Regions from separate parts of the Homo sapiens genome. Here region 2 is linked to region 1. The links are chromatin loops, found by intact Hi-C in ENCODE. Cell type or tissue: MCF 10A. All regions are shown on one strand.

Region 1 (8,000 bases):
CTCAACTATTTAAAATTCACTAAGGATATTAACAGCTTTGGAGACCCCAGATACAGAGAACAGTATGGTGTTACTCTTCCACTTCAGTAAAATTAAAACAATCCTAAATCATAAGTTTTCCTATAAGAACTTCAATTTTATTTTAATATCAAATTCTTTTAAAAAAAATACCTCTCTCTCCCCACTTCCTCCATGAGTGCCTCTGCTTTGTTGCTTGTTTAAGTCATGTATGATCCACCAACTGAGTAACCCAGCAATGAACACATTGGTGCCTTGTTTATTGTGGGTTGAATGGTATCTCCCTAAAAGATATGTCTTCCCAGAACCTCAGAATGTGACCTTATTTGGAACAAGGGTCTTTATAGATGTAATTAAGGTAAGGATTTCTAGATGAGCTCATCCTGGATTAGGATGGGCCCTAACTGCAATGATAAGCGTTCCTCATAAGAAACAGAAAAGGGCTGGGCACAGCGGCTCACGCCTGTAATCCTGGCACTTTGTGGGGCCGAGGCGGGTGGATCACGAGGTCAGGAGATGGAGACCATCCTGGCTAACACAGTGAAACCCTGTCTCTACTAAAAATACAAAAAATTAGCCGGGCGCGGTGGCGGGCGCCTGTAGCCTGTAGTCCCAGCTACTCGGGAGGCTGAGGCAGGAGAATGGCGCGAACCTGGGAGGCGGAGCTTGCACCCGGGAGGCGGAGCTTGCAGTGAGCTGAGATCAGGCCACTGCACTCCAGCCTGGGCGACAGAGTGAGACTCCATCTCAAAAAAAAAAAAAAGAAAAAAAGAAACAGAAAAGGAAAATACAGAGACATGTGAAGAAAGGCTATGTGAAGAGGGAACGAGAGATTGAAGAATGTGTCTATAAGGCAAGGAACATTAGGATTGCTGAGAGCCACCAGAAAGCTAGGAGACAGGCATAGAACAGTTTCTCTTCACAACCTCAGAGAGAATCAACCCTCCTGACACCTTAAGTTTGGATTCTTGTCTCCAGAACTGTGAGAGAACATATTTCTATCGTCTTAAGCCACCACATTTATGGTAACTTATTACAGCAGTCCTGGGAAACTAATACAGTCAACCCTCAGTATCTGTGGGAGCTTACTTCCAGGACCCCCACAAATACCAAAATCTATGGATGCTCAAGTCCCTGATATAAAATGCCATAGTATTTGCATATAATCTATGCACATCCTCCTGTACACTTTAAATCATCTCCAGATTGCATACAATACCTGGTACAATGTAAATGCAATGTAAATAGTTGTTATTCTGTATTGTTTAGGGAATAATGACAAGAAAAAAGTCTGCACATGTTCACTACAGACACAACCATTACAGGCCTAACTACAGTTTCAATCCTAGGCTGGCTAAATCTGTGGATGCAGAACCTGTAGATAGAAAGGCTGACTGCACATTGTTCTCTAACATTTTGAATTAAAAACAGAACTTTTGCTTGTAAGAAAAACAAATTCAGTCTACTTGTCGCAGGAAGAGAGGGATTTATTTTAAAGAATGGTAATCTCACAGGACACAAAGATAAGGAGCAAGGGGAGTTGTTGCCATCAAGGGGAGCTGACTCTCCAAGTCTGCCCCCTTCCCCTCTCTCATCCTCTCTTCTGGTTGCTTCTTTTGCTTTTACACACTCTCTGGGAATACGTGGCTCATCAAGTGGCTTCAGTCCCAAGTCTCCATAAACTTGAAGCTCACTCACCACCTGTAACTAACTTCATCTGTCAGCATGTCAATTACAAATTTTAAGGCAAGAAACTGGATTGGCTTGAATTACCAAGGGCTGAACCTCTGATCAGCCACTGCAGGCCCATCCCTGGCCAGTTATAGCATAGGAGAGGTGGAGTCCTTCAGTTCAGAGAAATGCCCCTTCCATGGGCCACAGGAGGATCCCCCAGCCAAGGCCACAGGAGGGCAGGCAAAGCTTGGTCTCTCGGATGTCATCTGGTCATTTGTCTGCCTCCCTCTCTAGATTGTAAACCACCTGAGGGCAAGAAATTCATGTTGTGTTGTCCATCATAGTCTCCAACGAGTACAGGTCTTGGTGCCTGAGACATAGGAGATACTCAAGATAAGTTTGTTTAATAACAAGTAGTTGAGTCTTATAGAATTTTATCTACTAAACAGACCAAAAAAAAAAAAAACGGTAAATGTTTATAGTGCTTGCTCTATTCTTTCTTGACAAAATGGTAATTTTAAAGCTGGCTTCTTCCCATTAGTTCGCTCTTATAAACAGCAAAGAGGTTATCTCTATGTATTTGATAAAATGGCACTCACAGATCCACACAACTCCCCTTGGTCCATGCTGAGTGTGTCTAAGGTAAGCTCCTCCCTGACCCACACTCTCTCTGTTGATGTCTAAACTCCATAATCTTATGGCTTCCACTAAGATTCTCCTTGACAGAGAGCTCAGGCAAAGATGTCATTGGGCCATCTTTTGCCTCTAGGTATGGGTTTTCTTTCCTTCCCTTTAAAAAAAAAAATGGATTTTTTCCCCAGAGAAGATCTTATGACAAAAGCAATCTGATGGGAAAATCCAGTGGAAGCTTCTTCGGGAGCCTGCTTAGCTTTTCCAGAACATTTTCCTTTGCTTTAGCTATAGCTGGTTTATTGAAGCTCTTTCCTAGTAGTCTCTCACTTGTGTCTAACCTTGCCCAGTACACAGGACTGTGCCAAGACCTGTTGGAGATCAGAAATTTAAAAGGACTAGGTGGATACATAATCTATGCCATCAAACAGCTCACAGAGTGTGGGGAATCCTGCTGGGCCACTACTCAGAGTGGGCCCAGCGATCATCAGCACCTCACCAGTGTGAGATTTGCAAACTAAAAGGGTTATAGCTCAAGAAACTACACTTCTCAGTCTGATGGGGAAAAGATGCTCATTATAGTATCAGAAGGACAGACTTAGCCATGGGCAGGGGAGGAGAGAAACAAGAAGATTCCTAAACCCATTCTCTTTCTTCCAAGTCAGACATGCCCCTTGGTTCATCTGAAGGCTGTAATCCCCCCAAAGATGTCATTAAAGCAGCCCCAAGGGAGAAAAATTAGGAAGGGAGCAAGTATAGAGGCTACATTATACTCTGCAAAGCATGGACATAATAATTTCTCCAATGGTGAATTAGAATGATAATGTCTGTCTCCAAACTACAGCTATTTCCAAATTTAAATATTAATCACCTCTTCTCTCCCTTGTAGGCACAGCAAGGGAGGCTGGGTGCTGCCAAAGGGTTGTGAAATGGTAGACCCTCAGGCAAAGGTGAAACATTATTGCAACCCACACTCACACCTGCATAGTCTCACACACACAGAGCACATACACACTTATTGCTTGCACTTGTCCAGAGAGACAAATGGCCCAATTGCCAGCAACCGGTGCCTCAGTCCAGCTCCCTGCTGGCTGCATTTCCAGACAGCCAAAGCCCCTGCCCAGTATTAGCCATGTGCTCACTTCCTCCGGCATTCCCATCCCCAGCTCACGAAGGTGGCTAAGACAGTCTGGGGTCGCCTGCGTAGGGATGAGGGATGAAGGCCACGGTTCCCATTAGGTACTCAATAGCTGTCAATTAGTAGACAAATACGTGAATGAATGGGACCATTGGGCGGTTTGACTATCATTAGGGCAGAGTCCACACACTCTGTCTTAGGGCCTTCGTTGCCCACAGAAAAGGCCTCAGACAGGCAACCCAGATGAAACACAGAATCTCTCCTCACTGGGAAATTACCCTCCCACACCCACCTACCCCTTTCCCTGTCATCCCTCAACCTGGTGAAAGCTCCAGCCAGCCCAGACAGTGTCACACCCACTCCAGCTCCCTTCCTAGTCATTTATTCACTCATTCAACAAACATTTACAGGCAGCTACTGTGTGTCAGCCACTGTGCCAGCCCTGGAAATACAGGAATGCCACACAGCCTGCTTGTCGGGCCCTGCTGGGGAGAGGGTAGAAGCTGTCCCCATCCTTTCATGCCAGGTGTGCTCCACACAAGACCATCTCTTCAGAGAACCATGGTACCTGTATTTCGTCCTTCTGAACCCTCACCCTGGTGCAGAAGCAGTGGCTCAGAAAATCTGTCCTTTCACTTGCATTGTAGGATTTTTCTTTTTCAAAGCAGCAGCAGTCGCAAGCAGCCTTACCTTCCAAGAAGACTTTGACTCAGGCTACTATTCACATGTATTTGCATTTCCTTTGTACACATGGTTGGGAAGCTGATGGGGAAGAGTTTTGCCAGGGGATGAAAATGCTTTCTGGGCCAGTCCTCAAAGTACTATCGCAATTGCCAATGTGAAATCAAGAAGCAACTTGTTTAGCTCATATCTAGGTAAAATCTGGGGTTACTCCCACCCTGGTTCTTGTTGTCGACAGCCTCACAGCTCCTTGTCTGGCCTGTGTATCTGTTCAAGTCACGTGGGGGTAAGCTGTATTTTGTCCTGGTCTTCCATGCACTGGAAATTTTCTTTCTCCTCTAATTCTTCAGGTTTTGGTCATTTTTAGAGAGCTCTACGGGCACCCTCTGGTGGCTGGCTGAAAATTTGACCTGCAAAAATTGCAGTTTCGTAGGAATAGCTTTATTTTGTAGTCAGCCTCTTTGGTTGGATGTTGGAAATTGTAAGTTTATTTGCTGTAGTTGGTACCACACCTTTCATCACATGATAGATTGAGACTGAACAGTCACTTTGACCTTTCAGGAGGAATGGTACCTTCTAGAAAGGACAGAACTGAGAAACAGAGTGTCTCAGTGGGTTGCAGTTTTTCCAGGTCAGGCTGAGTGAACAGGCTCAGGGCTGCCCTTCTCTGGGCTCTCAAAGGACTCATTTCTGAAGGAAAACCCACTGCATGCCTGGACCAGGCCAGGCTCCCTGGATAGTTGCTGAGGTAGAACTATGCCAATAGCCCCCCATTTTTTTTTTGGTTAAAAAAAATGACCTAAGTTAGGCCAAATAAAAATCTAAGGGAGGGCAGTGAGGTAAAGAGGAATGGAAGCATCTGGGGAGAAGGGTAAATTTTGCAGGCCTAACACATGACCTTCCTTCTAGATTCCTGCTCTAACACTGGCCCAAGGGGCAACCATTCCTGAGAATCTTCCTGGTCTCTAAAGAAGCACTGGGACAGGTTAGGGGATAGCAAGGGAGAGAGGAAGGAAGAGAGGCCCCAGGAAGGAGAACTATCCACCTGAGGATGAAGCCACCCCTTGCTCTTTCCATGGCCCCCAGGCCCTAAAACCACAGGTTCTGATGAGCATGATTGCTCTGTCAACACAGTGAACACTACCACCTGCTTTTCCCTAACTCCCTCTTTAAGGATTTAGTCTCAGGAGACTCCCCGAAGTCTGTTGATGTTGCCTTCATTTTGCAAAAAGAGGACTAAGGGGGTTAAGCACTAGAGACTTCACCCAGCCTGCCAGTGCCAGGGCCAGGATCGGAGTTCTCTGTCCTGCCCACAGTTCTCTGAAAGATCTCCCTGCAGCTGCTGCGGCTCAGCCACACCCCACTCCTGCACTTTGTCTATCAGAGCAAGCCAAGCTCCAACAGGCAAATCACGATGAGGCCTTTGTAGGACAAGGTCTTAAGGAAGGGTACCCTTGAGGCACGGGGGAGTAGCAATGTCCCAAGTGGGTTCCAGAAGCTGAAAAGACAACCAGGTTGGCTCAGATTTCAGACTCTGTGGTTTATGCCTTAGGTGTATCATTTAGTTGGAAAAAAAGAGGCACTGTCTACCAGGAGCAGCCTTCTTTATTGATACCATTTTTCTTGTGCTTGCTTTCACAGCCAGGCCCCAGGGCAGAAGGGAAGCCCCATTTCCCGTGGGCCATCAGTCACCCAACAATGGCAGTGTGCTGCCAGGCTGGGTCTGAGAGCGCCACTGGGGAGACAATGTCTTTGGTAGGCAGCCTAGAAGCTAAGGTGTGATTGGGGCAGAGCGCAAAACGGACACCAATGTGATCACACCTGTGGGAATGGACCAAACTTCACTACCCACAGTGTCATCAACCAAGAGACAGGGCAGTTCTGAGATGTGTTGAATATGAACTGGGCAGAGCTCTGTCACAAGCATATGAGTTTCCCCCTCTTGTCTCCGCTTCCAGCAGAAGGAAAATGTTATTGCCTGATTATTATATGCCACACAATCACACCAAGATGTACAAGGCCTTGTGCTAATCACAGCTAACAGAGTGCTTGCTAAATATCGGTGCCATTCTAAACCCTTTACATAGATTGACTCACTAATCTTTGTGATGACCAAAATGAAGGAAGTATGCTATTATTCCCATGAAAGAGGACAATGAGACAGAGAAACTAAATAACTTGCCCTACATCATGCACACAGTAAGTGGTGGAGCCAGGATTCAAACCCTGGCCATCTGGCTCCAGAGCCTGTGCTCTTAGACACTTCATCCTGCTGTTTCTCTAGGTATGTAGTATAAGCTCATGTATCCTTAAAAGCTGCACCTAATATGCACTATTATTATCACCATTTTACTGATAAGAAAACTAAGTCATAGAGGAATTAAACAAAATTATACAGCTGGCAAGAGGCAGAGCCAGAATTTGAATCCACGCAGCTGGACCCCTGAATCCCAGCTGTAATCATGGTACTCTCTATCACCTCCCTTTAACAGGGCAGTTTTCGAAAGCTCTCTCACTAGATTTGACAAAATTCCTACTGGACATTGGGGACACTACTCTGGCTTTGTGACTGGCCCCAGAGCCCAGCGAGCAGCCTGCCTGCTCTCCTAGAAGCAGATTGAAGGGGCTTCTCCCTCTCTGCCACTGTTCCCCTGTTCCATGGATCCCTTCAGGTGCTAGTGGATTCATTGCCACCAGCCTCTGACAAGCAAGGCAACAGCAGTCTTGATTCTGCCCAGGTCACCTAGGTTTGTCTATCTGGAGCTTCTAGCCCCAGGAAAGAGTCCCTTTTCCTTAGCTAGATTACTCCAATTTCCTTAGAAGTATAAGTATTTGTTTTATGGGCCATAAAGGCAGAGGGTGATCTTCCACTGTGTATCAGGCCCCCAGACCCCCCAACAGACTGACTGCTCAGGAAATTGGGGAGTTCATGGCCCACGGCTGGCATTCACAGGGCATTATCCCATCTGAGAGCTTACTTCTTTAAGTAATGGCTTTGGTAAATTTTTCTCCTTTCTGCCTTATTGATCACGTACCCGGAGTCCTTGTAAAATAGGCTCTGGCCTTTGTCTTAGAAATTTTTTGTTCTTGCTCTATTGGGCAGTTGGGCAGTTGAACTTTATCAACTGGGTTCAACTCCATGAGACCAGCTTCAAAGTGCCTGGTGCTTATTCCATGTCTTCCATTCATCCCTCCAGATCGCCCCTTCACATTTCTCCAACCTGGCATGTCCCAGGGGGCTGGCCTATAAGGACAACATCAACAGCTTCCTTGTCCGCTGGCTTTGGTTGGGTTCATCCAATGGAGGTCACTAGTAGTAAATAAGTAGGCAGGAGGAGAGAGGGGCCAGGCTGTTTGTCCTCCTGGCTTCCTTCTCGCCACAGTATAGGTTATCTGTGTCCCTTTACTGAGGCCACAACTCCTGTATTCCAGCATCCATTGGTAGGCAACAAACTACCTCCAGTACTTAACAGTTTAAAACAACAATGATCACTTATTTTACGGATGAACCTACTCTTTGGGCAGGGTTTGGTGGAGTGACTCATCTCTGCTCCATGTGGCAGCTTGATTGGAGCTGGAGAATCCACATCTGAGATGGCTTATGCACATGGCTAGCCAGTTGATGATGACTGCAACCAGCATCAACTGGGAGCTCTGTCAAGGCTGTCAGCAGAGGCCTTCAGTTCTCCTCCAGGTAGGCTTCTCCTTGAGGCTCAAAAGGTTTCCTCTCAGCAAGGTGGTTGTATCCAAGAGCAAGTGGTCTTCTAAGAAGAAAGAAAATGGAAGCTTCCAAGAAAGGAAATGGAAGCTGCCAATCTCTGAAGGCCTGGGCCTACAAACTAGAACATCATGTCTGTCA
Region 2 (8,000 bases), 1.5 Mb before region 1:
GTTCCATTTTCTTCTGTTTGATGACCAGGATTTCTCCTGGGGGTTGAATCCTGGCTTGGTGCCAAACAAGGGTCTACAGACTCTCAAAGCCTGTATAAAATAGGAGCATGACAAAGAAGGAAACAGTTAATCCATGAGAGTGGGCAGGAGGACAGGATCTTGTGGACTAGGTCACTCTCCATGTGCTCCTGGACAGCTTGTCAGGGAGGCAAAGAAAAGTAATGGAAGAAGCAGCAGAAAGGGACAATAAGGACACTGGTAGAAAATAACAGGAAAGACACTGAACAGATACAGCAGGAGGAGTTTGAACAATGAAGGCTAAAATGCAGCCTTTCAAAGGTTTGTAATTCAGCCTGTGGCAGAGAGTAGAACATGCATAAAATGTACTTTTCATGTAGTGCAGTGGTGGCATTGGGTTATATCATGAAGAAAATCTGATTTTTATAGTCCTCTGACTTTCCAGAGAAGTAAATTTGAATTCAGAATATTAGAAACACACATAGGTAGGCCAATACTAAGAGTGAGAACAAACTTGGTTACAGACAGAATTCCGATACAGATATAATAATTTCACAATATCCAGAAGAGTGTCCCAACTCTTTATTTATTGTAATCTTTTTTGACTATTAAAATTACTTGAATTCAGGCCTTAGACATGCTATATGTTCTGCTGAAATTTTTGCCACAATGATATTTATCTTTGTATTTTCAGCAATGTCTAGTAGTGTGCTTTTTCACACATAGAAGGCACTTAATAAATATATGTTAAATGAAAAAATAAATGACCAATATTTGTTGCATTAGGATTTGATCTGTGTTTCAAAATAATTTTTAAATTTTTTTTCCATTTTCGTATGTCATCCTTATTTTCTTTCATTCACACCACAAAGATGCCAGCAGAGCTTCTGAAAATGGGCATCAAGTATTTGTTGTGTGTGTCCAAATGTGAATACACCTGCACATCCACATGGTCTGTGTATAGAGGGGCACTTTCTTGGTCTTTCTAAGCACATCTCTTGATAGGGGGAGAGTACCTAGTACACTGTCCACTGTACACAGAAACCCGGTGATAGTACACAGATAGAGGGGGCTGAGTGAAGTGGAAAAATAGCATGTGATAAAGGTATCATGAATTGAATGGACCCCAATTTTGCTTTCTTTCATGATTTCTGTTTATATTCTTGAGGCTACACATAGAAGCAGGAAGGGAGGTCGAAAGCTAGATCTCCCTAAAGGGACGGGGTGCTTAGCTTTTATTATAAGTTCGGAACACTGGGATATCTCAGGTTTCTATTGTGAGTGATGAAACTTTTTAGTATTGGCAAGAAAAGAGATAGGAAATGTGCAACAAATAAAAAGTTGTGAGGGTGGGATATAACTCAGAAGAAACCCAGAGAGAATCCTTGAGAGGACTCCTGTTTCCCCTATATCAGACAGCCTTGTTTTGCTATCTGGCTGGGATACACAGAGGTGCCATCCGGAAATGTTCACCCAGGACCAATGGGTTTTGTCTAATCTGCATCTCACAGATTTCAGCTAACTATGTAATCATGGTTCTGTTAGGAAACCTGACACATTGTTTAGTGCTTTTTGGCTAAGACTAACTTTTATGATGAAGCAACCATGCACTGACATACACACACAGGTTATTTGTGTTTGTTTTTGAAGGGGAGAAGATAGTGCATGGTTTTTTAACTAGTTACATTTCAAATAACGTCTTTCACTATTTATCTTCTTGGATTTAACCACTTGTTCCCTAAATAATATACTTTCTGACTTAATTTTCTCCCCAAACCAATTTATATGTACAGATATAACAACACAATTCTAAATACAATAGTAAAAACTGTTTAATGCTGCAAGAAGTATAAAGTACTATTTTCATCTCCCATTTATAAACCATCTAAATTCTGCTTTTCTGACTAGCATCCACAGATGACAGACAATACTTCTGTAAGTCCATCTGGTCAGCAAAGGGTCTCTTAAGTTTTCACGAAAATTTTAATTATGAGAGTATCGAGAATTAGGACTGGAGTTCTAACAGACTCTGCCCTTATTTCTGCTCACAGATTTACTGTACACATCTGAAGGGATCTATGGTAAACATCAAGTCAGATATGAACCTGTGAAATATTCTGATCCCTAGGTAGTCTACCAGATAAAGGAGTTTAGGAAATAACATTTTGAACACATGGGACACTCTACTGAGAAGACTGAGCTTGAGTAAGTGTAACTTCGATATTAAAAGAGTCAAGTATTTGGGAGGAAATGAAAAGCAAAGCAACTCTCAAATTTATGCAAATGCAGGAAAGGCGAAAGAACAGACAAACTGATACCCTGAAGATAGGAGAAGGGGCAAAATGAATGATCTTGCATGGATTCTTGGCATTTGGAAAGAGTTGCAATATGAGAAAATTAGAAAAAAAGGCTGAGTTTGGTAGATCACCAGAAAATTCACTTAGTAAGGGAATACATTGTATGAAATTTCTGAAACCTTCTCTGTTGGACATATTTTCACCTCACCTGGAAGAAAATCTTCTGAGTGATGACCAACAGAAACCTCAATGATGTTGTCAATCAGTTTAGGGTTGGAGTCTAGGACTGGAGGAATGTTAAACTACCATATAGTTCCCAGCTCAGCCAATTGCAATTGTGTAGGTCTCAGTTTGTGATTATGATGTCTCTAAGATGATATTTCTCATTAGTTTTATCAAATCTAACCAATTGGGATAGATTTTTGAAAGAATATAAATGAGAAATCTTGCATTTGTGAAATCTGGTTGTGATATGTATCCCTGGGTGTGACTCTCCTTGGAGACTTGGTACAATAGAGAGATTTTCAATAGGAAAAGCTTTTGGAAACATGTATGAATATGGGAAACCATATGATGTACCACTATGTGGGATGATAGACTGAGCTCTATCTAAACAGGTTGGCAACACACCAGAGCATGGCAGTATGGTATGATCTGACTCTATGGGACTCTGTGCCCACATCTCTGCTTTGTCCCCCTCTAATAAACAATTTGTGTTCCTGAGTGTTATTTGTTTTTTTACTTACCACTCTCCACAATTCCATTTTCTCTTTTTCTCATGATTTTTTTTGAGGTAATCTAATTGCTTGAATTAAAGGTTTATGAATCTTAAAATATTATCTAGGAAAAACCCTAATGGCAAAACCTAGCTTGTGATAAACATTATAAAAAATATTTACTTTTACCTCTTTCCACTTCAGTGTCAGGACATCCTCAGTTAAGCATTAAAAATATTAATCAAGATTATTTGAAAGGCACATCTGAAGAATGGGTTAAGTTTAATAGGGAAACGGCATCTCAACCCATTCCTAGTTATGTGTGGAAGCCTGCCCTTGCTCCTTATGACCTCCAGGTGGTGCTGTTTACCCAGACACGGAAAGCAGGAGCCCAGCCCCATTTCTTTCACTTAGGTTTGCAGTTGGGCTTTCATATTTTCAAAATATTTTCTGTTTCTACAGATGTATACTTCTAAATGGCCAATAAAATTTTATAACCACTATTTGAAAAATTGCAAGGTTATTGTGATTTGTGCTTCCTAGCCAAGAATATATCTTTATGTCTGTACATACCCGAAGTCAAGTATTTATGTTTGTTCATTGGTCCCACTTTCTACGCTTCCTTCCTTTGTAGCACACAGGCTCAGACACAGACATTTGGGCTGTGGACAGAACTCGTCCAAGGACCTGTAAATACTTATGTAATTTTGAAATATATTTCTAGTTCAGCTATGGCAACTAAACTCCACAGGCTTCTGGGTGAAGAACAACATCTTTACAGGAATGCCAATCCCTGTAAAGGATTTGGCAATCCCCCAAAGCCAACGAGTGTTCCTAGCAGACCTGACCTGATTTTTTGGCAGGGGGATGCTTGTCAGACACCAGAAATGTTTTGATGTTTTGAGGTCACCCATACAGTGACACCCCACAATCCAATCCAAATTCCTCAGAAAAGTGATTCTAGAGAAAAACTGAGAGGGAAGCATTGACAGTTTCTTTCCCATTTTGGTAAGAGTTCAGGTCCAGGAATAGTGGAAATTCCATTACAGCAAAGATGAAACTAGGATAGGAGTGCGGTGGGATCGATTTGATCATGGATAAAATTTGGAACTTTTAATATTGGCTTTTTACAGAATAACCAACTAACATGCCTTTCTTGCCCCTTTTTTTCCCCTTTTCTTTCCTTTCACAAGGGGTTTGTAAACAAACTGGATGAATTCATTCAATGGTTAAATGAAGCCATGGAAACTACAGAAAATTGGACTCCCCCTAAAGCAGAGATGGATGACCTTAAACTGTATCTGGAGACACACTTGGTAGGCAAGATTGTGTTGTTCTTGCTGTCAATAATCAAAGGATTTTAATGTACTGCTTGTTTGTTTATGAGAAATATCAATTTTATTTATCAAAGGTTACTATATGTCAATGAAACCAAATTTTAATGGGTCACAGAAGATGAAAATTTACAGGCATTTCAAGTAATACTATGAAACCTAAATCATCTCTGTTTCAAGCTACCTTTTCAAAGCTTTTCCTGGAAGGATAAGTAATTATTTAAAAATACCTTAGAAAATTTTATTAGACCCTTGTTCTCTAAAGCAGCAACTGAAGGTTTTCCCTTTCTTAAAAACAAATAAATGAAAGAGATGATTTTGATGACCATTCTAAGCTTTCTAGAATTCTTGTAAAATTAATGAACCTCTCATTATCAAGAGGGTCTACATTATCTGTTCTACACTGGGTTATTTTAATAAAATATTTAAAATGATGATCTCCATCATTTTTGCTGCTATGTGGGTTTTTCAGCATATAATTAATACAACTGTCATTACACTCATCCCTGTGCATAGAGAAAACCATGGAGGGGAAGTGGAAAACACTCAGATGAATTTGCTTCTGAATGTTAAAAGCAAGAATTATAGACTGGGGGACATTCGATGAACCTCGTGGGGTTTTTACTGAATGCTTCAAATGGCCGATATCAATTATGAAGGGGTGGAAACTAAGTAGTGGAGTGTGATAAAGCATGAAGAAAAAGCACGTGTCATAGGAAATGAAAATTCAAGCTGTAAGGATCTCATCTTTATTCCTTTCACTGATAGCATAAAATTGACAAAGGCAATGAACATGAATCCTTGGGTACTCAACTGTGGGGTTGATTTTCTGCCCCTCTTACACACTCAGAATTTGGATTGAATAAACATTATGTGGGAGTCCTACCTGTATGCGAGTTCACAGGGTTCCAGAACTGTTGTTCTCTATGATGTTAAGTGAGAGAGAGAAGGGAGAGATGGAGAGGGAGAAAAGAGGGGAAAGAGATAATGTTTCAGGTTTTGGTGTTTGTTTTTTGCAGCATGTTTATATAACAGAAAAACAGCTTTAAAATCCTGTTGCTGCATGCAAATAGCCTTGCAGATGATAAAGAATGACAAAACTGTGTGGTAGAGGATGAGTGTATTGCTTCCCTTTTTAGAGACCTGAGTCGATGGTGTGTAAAAATGCAAGTGACCCTAACCACCTCTCTTGTACATGGGTTTTTATATACTGTCCTTAGTACTCATTTCCCTGTTGAGTAGAGTTTCAACTTTTTTTTAAAGAGGGCATTTCATAATAGCAAGATAAAGATATTCAGTGCTTTATGATGTAAATTGTATTAATTAGAATGTCAACTTTTCACTGGCATTGTTCTGACAGAAATTCTAATCTGTGTTTAAACAGGAGTATATGAACTTTATTTCACATTAAGTGTGCTGTCTTACTTTCTCTTGACTTAATATTTTATGGAAAACACACATTTAGTTTTTGAGGTCCCAGAGGGCACAAGGGCATGAAGAGCACTTTAACTCTGGACTATTTATTGAAAGCCGGGCTAGGAGAGTATGGACCCAAGGTCCCTTTTTCCCCTTTGGAGGTTGAATGATATGGCCTCTTTGTAACCAATGAGCACTCTCTTTTTCAAATACAGTATTACAGGGTTTCTTACTTGGCATCCTTATGTTAGCCTCTACTTCCTTCTAGCCCAATGCAGTTCACTGGAGCTTTTGGTGACGATGGAATATTCTATATTGCCCTCTCCTATGTGGGGGCCACTAACTGCATGTGTCTATTGTGCATTTGAAATGTGGCTAATGCAACTGAAGAAATGAGTTTTTAATTTTACTTGACATATTTAAATTTAAATTGCCACATGTGGCTAGTGACTTCTGTATTCTGTCTAGCCTTACAAATTGCCAGCTTTTTATAGGTGACCGTAACGAACGGCAATATCTGTACCTGCCTCGTAATGACATTTTCATCCCAAAATGTGGAAGTTATTCTCCAGTTTGCTGTGGGCCACCAGTATAAAGATCCACAGCAAAGAGTCCTTCTTAAGATATTTATTTCTTAAAGAATAGTCTTGTTTCTGCCTAATGATCAACATTTTCTTAGATGAGTTTTCTCTACTATCCCATGTCTGATTATATTGATTGGAATAGAGATATCATAGAACATCTTCTTTATTTCTACTTTGCAAATAGTGAGGGACTTTGATCTACAGACCTGTTGACTGGATGTTAAATTACAGTCTCAAATTTGACTTCCAAAATAATGAATAATAATGTCTAACAGTTACTGAAGACCTAGTGTGTGTGTATTGCCACTGAATGATATTCTTAAAGCGCAATCAAGAGCTACTGTTACACTGGATGCTGTGTCTGTTACTTTAGATACAGCCTGTGGCTCAAACATCTTTCAATCAAATTCTTAGTTTTCCTGTTTCCATATGAGTCTATATTGTCCTCCTGATCAATATTGTCATTTTTATTGTATTTCTTTACTGTCATGCTGAATTAATGATAAGTTATTCTTCTCAACCTTCCCATAAAAGAAAATGTATGAATAAGCCTAGAGATTTGTATTCTTTAGTTAACCGTGCATAAGTCATTATTGTTTTTTAATGAGGGGGCAAGTGGTATTTGCAAGATTATCCAGTAGTAGAGGTAGCTACACAAGTTTCTTTAAACATCTCTCTAGACTCTATATTTGACATTAAATCAACAGATATGCAAGCCTCTAGGGTCTGAGTCTTCCCTGGTTTATTAATGTGTTAGACTAGCTGGCAACCTCCAATATTTATTATAAAGAAAAATATAAAAATCATACTCAAAGTTGTATGTTCATACTTTGATACTTAATTCAGTTATTTTCCATGATGGTACCAAGGGTTTTCACCAACACAAATCAATTAAAGCTTTATAATACCTTTATAAGAGATATGGAGGAGCTTTATTTTAACTGTAAGAAACACTGTGAAATTGCAATGATACATCAATGATTTTCCATGATAATTAATCATCTGCTTGCAACCTGGCTGCTCCTTTCAAAAATACAATTCCTACCTGCCTAGAAAATGACATTTTCAGGAAAATATCATTCTGGAAAGGTATTTTGCAAGTGTTGAACATTCCCTCTTCTTTGAAAACCACTTTAAGATAGAATTGTATAGGTATGTTCTTGGACAGACTTCTATCTCTCTCCCTTCTCTCACCTCTGTCTTCCTCCTACACTTAAAAAAACAGCTTTATTGAGGTATATTTAACACATAATAAATTGCACATTTTTTTCCCTTTAGTCACACTCTTCATTTTATTTTATTATTATTATACTTTAAGTTTTAGGGTACATGTGCACAACGTGCAGGTTAGTTACCTATGTATACATGTGCCATGCTGGCATGCTGCACCCATTAACTTGTCATTTAGCATTAGGTATATCTCCTAATGCTATCCCTCCCCACTCCCCCCACCCCACAACAGTCCCCAGTGTGTGATGTTCCCCTTCCTGTGTCCATGTGTTCTCATTGTTCAATTCCCACCTATGAGTGACAACATGCGGTGTTCGTTTTTTGTCCTTGCGATAGTTTACTGAGAATGATGATTTCCAATTTCATCCATGTCCCTGCAAAGAACATGAACTCATCATTTTTTAT

Evidence for each region. Peaks named below come from ENCODE experiments on the same cell type or tissue, not always from the same donor. Only the 100,000 strongest peaks of a DNase experiment are listed, where the experiment ranks them.
Region 2: a loop joins it to region 1, with 15 times the contacts of the local background. A loop is called at or near these places in 11 of 110 quality-filtered maps.

Annotation. Positions count from the first base shown.
Region 1 is chr14:34,094,354-34,102,353 of GRCh38, forward strand. All of the region lies in intron 4 of LOC102724945 (a long non-coding RNA gene), which reads right to left. It overlaps LOC105370444 (a long non-coding RNA gene), which reads right to left and starts at 4,679. Exons shown (of 2, transcript XR_943735.2): 1 at 4,029-4,679; 2 at 1,488-2,062. In MCF 10A, a CTCF peak has its summit at 4,545 (motif pointing left); no DNase peak of the experiment used is centred here.
Region 2 is chr14:32,572,896-32,580,895 of GRCh38, forward strand. AKAP6 (A-kinase anchoring protein 6) reads left to right here. Exons shown (of 14, transcript NM_004274.5): 5 at 4,225-4,347. Among named protein-coding and RNA genes, the nearest start is that of AKAP6, 250 kb to the left of the region's middle. In MCF 10A, a CTCF peak has its summit at 3,380 (motif pointing right); a DNase peak (open chromatin) is centred at 3,396.